Regions from separate parts of the Homo sapiens genome. Here all the other regions are linked to region 3. The links are chromatin contacts, found by Hi-C in ENCODE. All regions are on one chromosome and are shown on one strand. Each heading gives the region's core, a stretch centred on a gene start or an enhancer-like site at or near the end of the contact. The rest is flanking DNA. Distances are from core to core; before and after follow the strand shown.

Evidence for each region. Hi-C counts contacts between places; a loop is a spot of excess contacts on that map. Pooled maps may share reads with other maps.
Region 1: a loop to region 3 is called in a map with no recorded cell type, with 5 times the contacts of the local background. The contact joins the promoter of TSPAN12 here to the enhancer-like site in region 3. A Hi-C loop is called at or near these places in 1 of 168 maps with a recorded cell type or tissue (GM12878), 10 of 37 single-sample maps with no recorded cell type and 5 of 50 pooled maps.
Region 2: a map of PC-9 shows a loop between it and region 3 (22-fold over the local background). The contact joins two enhancer-like sites. A Hi-C loop is called at or near these places in 1 of 168 maps with a recorded cell type or tissue (PC-9), 3 of 37 single-sample maps with no recorded cell type and 3 of 50 pooled maps.

Annotation. Positions count from the first base shown.
Region 1 is chr7:120,856,824-120,859,523 of GRCh38, reverse strand. TSPAN12 (tetraspanin 12) reads left to right here and starts at 1,380. Exons shown (of 8, transcript NM_012338.4): 1 at 1,380-1,704; 2 at 2,691-2,700. It overlaps LOC124901733 (a long non-coding RNA gene), which reads right to left and starts at 2,689. Exons shown (of 2, transcript XR_007060491.1): 1 at 2,316-2,689. RefSeq lists silencers at 1,726-2,025, 2,218-2,437.
Region 2 is chr7:120,054,097-120,056,850 of GRCh38, reverse strand. No RefSeq gene overlaps it. Among named protein-coding and RNA genes, the nearest start is that of LINC02476, 150 kb to the right of the region's middle. Within about 2 kb of position 1,355, at least 2 of the 41 ENCODE cell types and tissues checked have a DNase peak (open chromatin) inside an H3K27ac peak, as active enhancers do; they include PC-9, where a contact is called at or near this core.
Region 3 is chr7:120,401,066-120,403,825 of GRCh38, reverse strand. All of the region lies in intron 1 of KCND2 (potassium voltage-gated channel subfamily D member 2), which reads right to left. Among named protein-coding and RNA genes, the nearest start is that of KCND2, 130 kb to the right of the region's middle. Within about 2 kb of position 1,250, at least 5 of the 41 ENCODE cell types and tissues checked have a DNase peak (open chromatin) inside an H3K27ac peak, as active enhancers do; they include GM12878 and PC-9, where a contact is called at or near this core.

The DNA of each region.
Region 1 (2,700 bases), core at 131-2,630, 460 kb before region 3:
TTTAATAGCAGTCATGGACTCCTTTCAATGCGGGGATGTTTATACCTCTCCGGGGAATGTATGGCACCAACAGCATTTGGATGGCTGGTTGTTTCAGCAGTCCTTTGCTTAAAATAGGCATGCACCCTAATTTGAGAAGAAACTGGCAGAGGATAAAAGTGGGTTTCTTTGCTCTTCCCCAGTATTCTAGAAGCTGCTTCATTATCAGAGTTGGAGTCATCTGATGGATAACTGGACATGTTTCTTGGTGTTTTTTTTGTGTATGGCTATACTTCTTTATACTCTTTTGGGTTGCTGTCTTACATACTGCTTAGTGACTTGCTTACCAATAATTTTCCTAGCCTAACCCAGGACAACCATGTTGTCTTTTGGTCTTGACTTTTCCATATGAGACTGCATGTCTTATTGTCACTCCAGTCATGCAGCAACTAACTCTAGACAGGCAGTCATGGACATAGGATTCCATTTTTTTTTTTTTTTTTTTTTCTGCAAGGAAATCCAAGGACTCCAGTTATTAGGTCAAAGATGTTGCTCGTATTCCAGGTAATTCATATTTGCTGGTGAAGTTTTATTTGCCATGCAGTGCCCACAAAAGTAATCCTAGAAATGAGCAGTACTGTGAGGCATAGCACAACACATCCACATTTTATGTGGAGGATATGATCCAGTGGCATTTTATTTAGTGTGAAACTTCTGTCTTCTAAAAGGGAAGATTCTTTTGGAAGGATGGTCTCCTGCTGTGTAATACTTCATGAATTTCTAGTTTAAAAAAATTAGATTTTCCAAAGATCCACTACTATGTACACATTTCAAAATAAATCACCCAGTTAACTCAAAACAATCTTATCGTGAGAAATTTTGGAAAGCTTGAGTTACTTCTAAGAGTTAAAAATGTTCTTTCCTCCTCTTCTGCATGTCAGACTGCACATGATTACTCTGATGTTTCCGTAAATGCTATTAGTGCACTATGAAAGTGGGAAAGAACTTAAAAAAAAAAAAATCCGGGAGGGCAACAAAGCAATAAGAAGGATCATAGGGCACCATGTTAATAACAAATCACAGGAGGTGGCTCCATAAAGGTTGTGAAAACTAGTTTCTCATTGCAGGAATTGGGTTGGGCCACCCCTTCACCCCCCTTCTCAAACACAAATATTATCATATAATAAAAGCCTGCTTCTCTATGCTTATAACCCAGCCTCCATTCCTTCGACGCCACCATTTTAAAGGGATTTACTGCACGGACTTCTCCCAAGTTCCTAGGCATTATCTTCTGGACCCTATCCTGCAGAGGTGAAGCGTCCCTTTGGGGACTCTCGCTGGGTGAGAGGGACAAGAAACACCCACTAGGACCCAACCCCGGCAGCCAGCGGCTCGAGCATGCGCTGAGAGTTTGTGCAGCTGGCCCTGGCTGCCGCCGCTGCCTCGTCCGGACTCGGAGAGGACTTGGGAGGGACAGCGGCGCTGGGAGGTGGCTTAGCAGAGACTTTCCAGCAACTGCTGCCCAGGACTTTTTTTTTTTTTTTTCTTTTTCCCAGGAGGCGGCGACGGCGGCGGCGGGGGGAGAGGAAGAGAAAGAAGCGTCTCCAGCTGAAGCCAATGCAGCCCTCCGGCTCTCCGCGAAGAAGTTCCCTGCCCCGATGAGCCCCCGCCGTGCGTCCCCGACTATCCCCAGGCGGGCGTGGGGCACCGGGCCCAGCGCCGACGGTAAGTGGCCACGCGTCTGTCGCCTTTCCTGCCCGCTGTCCCGCCAGCCCGCCGGCGGCTGCCCTCCGCGCTGTGTGCTAAACTACTTAAGGGCTGGCTCTGGGGCTCCCTGCCGCCGGCGCTTCCCCTCGCGCCCTGCCGGGGGCGCGCGGACGCGATGGCTGGGTCGGTGGCCGCGCTCGCTTTGTGCTCCGCGGGCGGCTTTGAGCGAGGGGTCGCGGGAGCGTCCCGGGCGGGGGAAGCGGGGTTTGAATGACTAACCCGGCGTCTGCACAGCTGCATCGGCCCTAATTCCCCGGCGCCCCCCGCCCCCCGCCCACTGTCCCAGGCTAATCCATCATTCTGGGGCCGAAAACATCATTTCTCACGTTCTCCCAGAGAAACCCTAGTAGCCGGGCGGAATCTCAACTCCGCGCTGCCCCCTCGCCCCCGCCCCCGCCCCCGCCCCGCCGCCCCAGTCCCTTGCATTCACACCCGAGCTGCGGGACGGGGTAGAGGGGTGCGGAGTTGGAGTGCCCAGGAACTGTCCTAACTAGAAGGGCGCTCATTCTCTCGGGCTTGCCGGTGGCGCCTCTGACGTGTCCGGGGTAGGGGGCAGTGTGGTTTCTCACCTTCAGGACAGTGCCGAGCACAGCTGTCCTCGAGGAGGGGCGTGGAGTGAGGGAGGTTTTCAAGAGCGTCTCATCAGAATGCACAGGGCTCCGCCGCGTGTCCCCTGAGAACGCGAGTTTACTGTGCGACTTCATTCATCCGGATAGTTGCTCTTTTCTTTTCCCAGCAGGTGTTATCTGAAGCCGGTTTGGAACTTTTGGGAGTTTAGTTACCATTATGATTTTAACAAATGATTTTTGATGAGGCGATGTCTCGAATGCACTGGGCCTCGGGACCCTCTGGACCCTGCTGAGGGCGGGTGGAGGAGGGACGGGCAGGCTGTGGGAAGCGTGATGGTGAGATGTCCCGTGTTCTCTCTCCCCCGCCCCCTGCAGATCGCTGCCG
Region 2 (2,754 bases), core at 106-2,605, 350 kb after region 3:
TGCAGGAGTCACCAAAAGGCAGGAAAACTAGAGACTATGGGAAACAGAAAGGCAGACAGGGAGGCCAAATGGGCAACAATGACTACACTGCATTTTAAGAAAGAAACCCTAGATATGCCTCTCCTCCCAGATCCCTCCCTCCCAGAGGTCTCAAGTTATTCTTCAAATGAGAAGGCCTGGTTTGCCTGAGAATCTGGAAAGTACATTGAAGGAGAATGGTGGAAATTCTCCAATGGGGGACTAGCTATCCCTGAAATGGGAGTTTCAAGTTTGTAAGACAATTCCATTAAGGAACTCATATGGGGAAAATGGCACTAGAAATGCTACTATGTGCCATGGCTCACTGCCATCACCCAAGACATTTGTAAACAATGTCTAACTTGTGCCCAGAACAACCCAAGACAAGGGCCCACTTGGCCCCCCGGGAATTCAGGAAATGGGGGCCACACCCTGTGAAAACCTACTTGCAGATTTCACAAGATGCCCCAAATGAGGGGCTACCAGTACATGCTGGTGCTCGTCTGCAACTTCTCGGGATGGGTCGAAGCTTTCCCCACTAGAACAGAGAGAGCATGAGAAGTGACTAAAGTATTGTTAAGATACATTATCCCCAGATTTGGACTGCCCCTAACTCTAGGGTCAGACAATGGTCTGGCATTTGTAGCTGAAATAGTTCAAGAACTAACACGGCTGTTAAAAATAAAATGAAAATTACACAGCCTACCGGCTGCAGAGCTCAGGAAAGGTGAAGCACATGAACTGGACACTCAAACAGCTACTGAAAAAATATTGTCAAGAAACTCATCTAAGATGGGATCAGATCCTGCCCATGGTCCTCCTCTGAGTCTGATGCACCCCCAACAAACAAACTGGGTATTCTACCTAAGAGACCTTGTTCAGCCAGCCACCCCCTATCATAGGTCAAATTAAGGGTGATCTCTGTGAACTAGGGAAATTGACCTTAAGGAGACAAATGCAGGCTTTAGGGATAGTCATGCAAGAAATCCATGGCTGAGTACGGGAAAGAATGCCCATAAGCCTAACAGAACCAGCGAACCCATTTAAACCTGGAGACTGTTTGGGTTAAGCAATGGAATCCAACCACTTTGGGACCCATATGGGATGGGCTCCATACTATAATCTTGTCCACTCCCACTGCTGTTAAAGTTGCAGGAATTGTGCCTTGGATTTACCACAGTTGACTGAAACCGGAAGCTCGAGACAAATGGACCAGCCATTGGGACCCAAACCATCCCCCAGGTTGATCCTGTGTTGAGACTGAGTCGCCAGTGGAGACAACAACAGCCCTGCTCTAGTCACCCTGGAAGCTGACTAGTCTATGCATGGCCAAAGCTTGAGTCATCATCAGGGAAGTAAATGTGGCTAGAAATATTGAGCCTAGTAATTTTCCTTGTAACACTAGTTGTTTTACTATTGTCCTGTTGCTTTGCTCAACCCCCTCCTCTGGGTAAACACCTCTTTTGTGCCTGCTGGGTATGAGTATGCTACTCTTTACCTTATTATTGCTGGTCCCCTTATCTATGTTAAACGGAGAACTCTAAGAGGTATGCACTCATACTACATGGTCAGGAAGCACTATAAACCAGAACTCTATTATACCATACTTATTGTGAGTGTATTGGAACCCACCTAGGAAATTGTACTCACAACCAGACCACCTACTCAATTTGTGACCCAGGAAATAACCAGCCTTATGTGTGTTATGACCCTAGATTCTTACCTGGGACGTGGTTCGAAATCTGTGACGGGTCAGAAGAGGGAGCCCTTTTAAACGAAAACAAGGTACCCCCCTTTCCACAAAGGAACCATATCCTTGTACTTAAATATTTGCCAGGCAACGTTCAGAGACTCAACCTTTCCTGTAGGAACTTGTTGTAAAAGTGTTAGAACTCCCCCGGCTTGCTCCACCTGGGACTGCGCAACATGGGCTACTAAATAAAGGCAGGTCATGTTTACCCAAATACCAGCAGACCCAGACTGTAAAGCAAATGCTTGCAGTCTTGTAAATTTCACCATCTTAAAGCCAAACATACAGATACAGACTACAGGAATAGAAGCACCAATAGGATACTCCTATTTAACCAAAAATCAAGAGGGAAAAACTGTCTTTAAAAATGTTATTTTTACATATCATGAAGAAAATCCAGACCTGTTCAACAATTCAGAGTTTTCAAGTCATTCTATGAGCATATCAACCAGAAGTTTCCTGAGCCCCCTCCTTTGGCCGGAAATCTGTTTGCCCAACTAGCTGAAAACACAGCTAGCAGTTTACAGGACTCCTCATGCTATGTTTGCGTAAGAACCAACATGGGGGATCAATGGCCATGGAAAGCAAGACAGCTAATGCCCCAAGATAACTTCACTCTGTCTCCTCTCCTGAACCAACGCGCACGAGCTCGAGTGTCTGGCTCTTAAAAACCTCTATTATCAGAAGATTCTGCATTGCTCACTGGGGAAAACCCTTTACAGACCCAGCAGGAGAATTAACTTGCCTAGGACACCAATATTACAATGAAATGCTAGGAAAAACTTCATGGCAGGGCAAAAATAATTCCACATCACCTCATCCCAGCCCCTTCTCCTGTTTCCCTTCTTTAAACCACTCTTGGTACCAACTTGAAGCTCCAAATACCTGGCAGGCACCCTCTGGCCTCTACTGGATCTATGGGCCAAGCGAATATCAGCAACTGCCAGCAAAATGGACAGTGGTTTGTGTACTAAGGACAATTAGAC
Region 3 (2,760 bases), core at 1-2,500:
AAAACAGTCATTGTTTATATCTGGAAAAAACATTTTAAAATGTCACTCTGATCAATAAAATTAGACATATGTGTTGTTATATAAATGTATTTTCTTCCCCAAAATTATTTACTTGTATTTCATGTTGTTTTAATTAAATTAAAAATTTGAATGTGAAATTGTTTTCAATTATAAGTCTTACGTTAAAAAAAAAAATCACCTGGCATGGTGGCTCATGCCAGTAATCCCAGTACTTTGGGAGGCCTAGGCAGGTGGATCATTTGAGGTCAGAAGTTTGAGACCAGCCTGACCACATGATGAGACCCTGCCTCTTTTAAAAAGACCAAAAAAAAAAAAAAAAAAATTAGCCGGGCCTGGTAGCCATCGCCTGTAATTCCAGCTACCAGGAGGCTGAGGCAGGAGAATTGCTTGAACACGGGAGGCAGAGGTTGCAGTAAGCCATGATCGCACCACTTTACCCCAGCCTGGGTGACCGAGGGAGACTCTGTCTATAAAAGAAAAAAAAAAAAAACATGAATAATAGGGTGATTTGACTAAATTTCTGGGCCAATCTGTAGCTGCCATCTCTTCAGACATCTTCTTAGCTGGCAGAGGGAGAAGAGTATCCTCTTCTCTCAGTCACAAATTCTCTCTTTTAGGAACTTGGAATTGGGATTAAGATATTATAATTTGGTTTGGGTTAATCCCTGGAAGGGAGAATTTGTCAACTCTTGGGAGCTTGGGAGCTTTGGCTAAGTCATCTTTACATATGGACAATGCAGGAGAGAAAGCCAGACTGTGGAAAGCAAAAACGTTTAAAGTTCAGACACATTGTTATGTAAGTTCAGTATCTTCTGTATTTCCAGTTATGCTTCCCAAGTTTACTTATTACATACCAGTCCCATTATACATTCTTGGCTTAAAGGATTGAATATCTATTCTGTCACTCAACAGTAATAATATAAGGAGATTTTAAAAGAAGATGTTTAATCTTCATTAAGATTTTAACCTTATCTACTGCAAGCTCCCTTGGTCTAATCATCTATTCAAAATATGTAGATTATGTAAGCAAACTATGTCAAAAAGATAATATAAAATTAAATATTTGCAGGTTCATTTTAAGTCCCTGGGAACATTTTTAAAAGTACACTGGAATTTATTATCAAAGTTCTTCCTGTAAGAAACAAAATGAATCATCTTTAGAGGGAAATGAAAAATTTCACTCTCAGGTACAGAAGCATGTGACTAATACTCTGAAAATAGCAACTAGCTTGGCAATAACCAAAGAAAGAAACTACTGCAACATTAATCCACATAGTGTAACTGACTTGATACTGCCTCCTTCAATATCTTTCATATCTTAAGATAATATCCACTATCGCCTGCTTCAACTGAGAAAAAAAAGTTAAAAAAATTAAAAACAACAACACTTAGGTCAGAAAATAAATGTTTATCGTTTTCAAAAGCTGGAATGCATTCAGTTACTACAATCATTCCGTTGTACTCCCCGTTCTTTGTTTTCTTAGCATCCTTTTTTGTGGGGGAAGGGATGCACATGGGAAGCTTCCTTAATTTAAGTTCCTTTCATCTGAAGATTTCAAAAGCTTTGCTGATGGCTATTATTTACAGTAGCTGAGTAAATGGGAGCACAGAGCCAATGGGAAGCTATAACTATTCTATAAATGAAATACAAAGCATTAGAATCTTGTTAAAACAAGTCAAGATGTAAAATGTCTTAGGCATTCTGCTTCATTCTGAACTCATTTTCCGTTTGTTAAAGCAATTCACCATTTTGTCACCCTTTTCTTACATTCTTATAACAATAACAATTTTGGTTACTTATTCAGAAATATTGAGCCATCGGGCCCTAATTTTGTTTTTAGAAATTAAGCCCAGCTGATGTACTACCAATGAGGATATACTTAAAAAGAGTGGTGGGGTATGTATAACAGTATGACATGCAATTTCAATGTGCTTTAGGATATAAGTTATTCAGAGAGAAAGAAAGGATAGAAAAATAAGTCTTAGACTCAAAATTGATGGAAAACTGAATACAGGAAAGTGCTACTATAGGAAAGGGATAGAATAACAAAGCAAATCTACAACAAGATAATTTTGGACAGAAGGCTACTAAGACAACAGATGAGGAGAAGAGTTGTGTCAGAGGCAGAAATGTGTGGCTAAAGATGGGGGGAAGAGGACTGACGCCTTATAAACACAGTAATATTTCTAATAATGAAATATCTATCAAAGCTTTTGAAAGCCACAGCTCCCATACCTGGTCAATCATCAAAATCACCTAAATAGCTCATATATATGGATTCCCACTGTGTGCTCCCTAGAAATACTGATTTAGTAGAACTGGCTCAGAGTCCATAAATTTGTACAGTATTTTTAAAAGGTTTTATGGTGAATTAGAAAGTATAAATGTTTTAGATGTAACTTTCCACAATGGGCAGTACCTCAAAAGCATATCTAACTCTGGGAACAGCACATACTTCCCTAGTTCCCATTTACTAACATGAAAAAGGCAGCTTAAAATAGGAACTGAAAAAAGACAGGTTTGTCTTGAGATTAGATGTCACACTCAGGCCGTTTTTTGATGTCAGTACAGCTGCATGGTCTGTATCTTGAGATGCTACCGTGCTATCTGTCCTAGATTTTTTGCTCCCTGCTTTTCTCTCAGTTTGAACCATGGGATAGTGACACCAAATGCAGTCCAATTGGAACACTGGATCCATAGGCTGTCCTGTAATCTGTCCATATTACCAAATTTGTCTT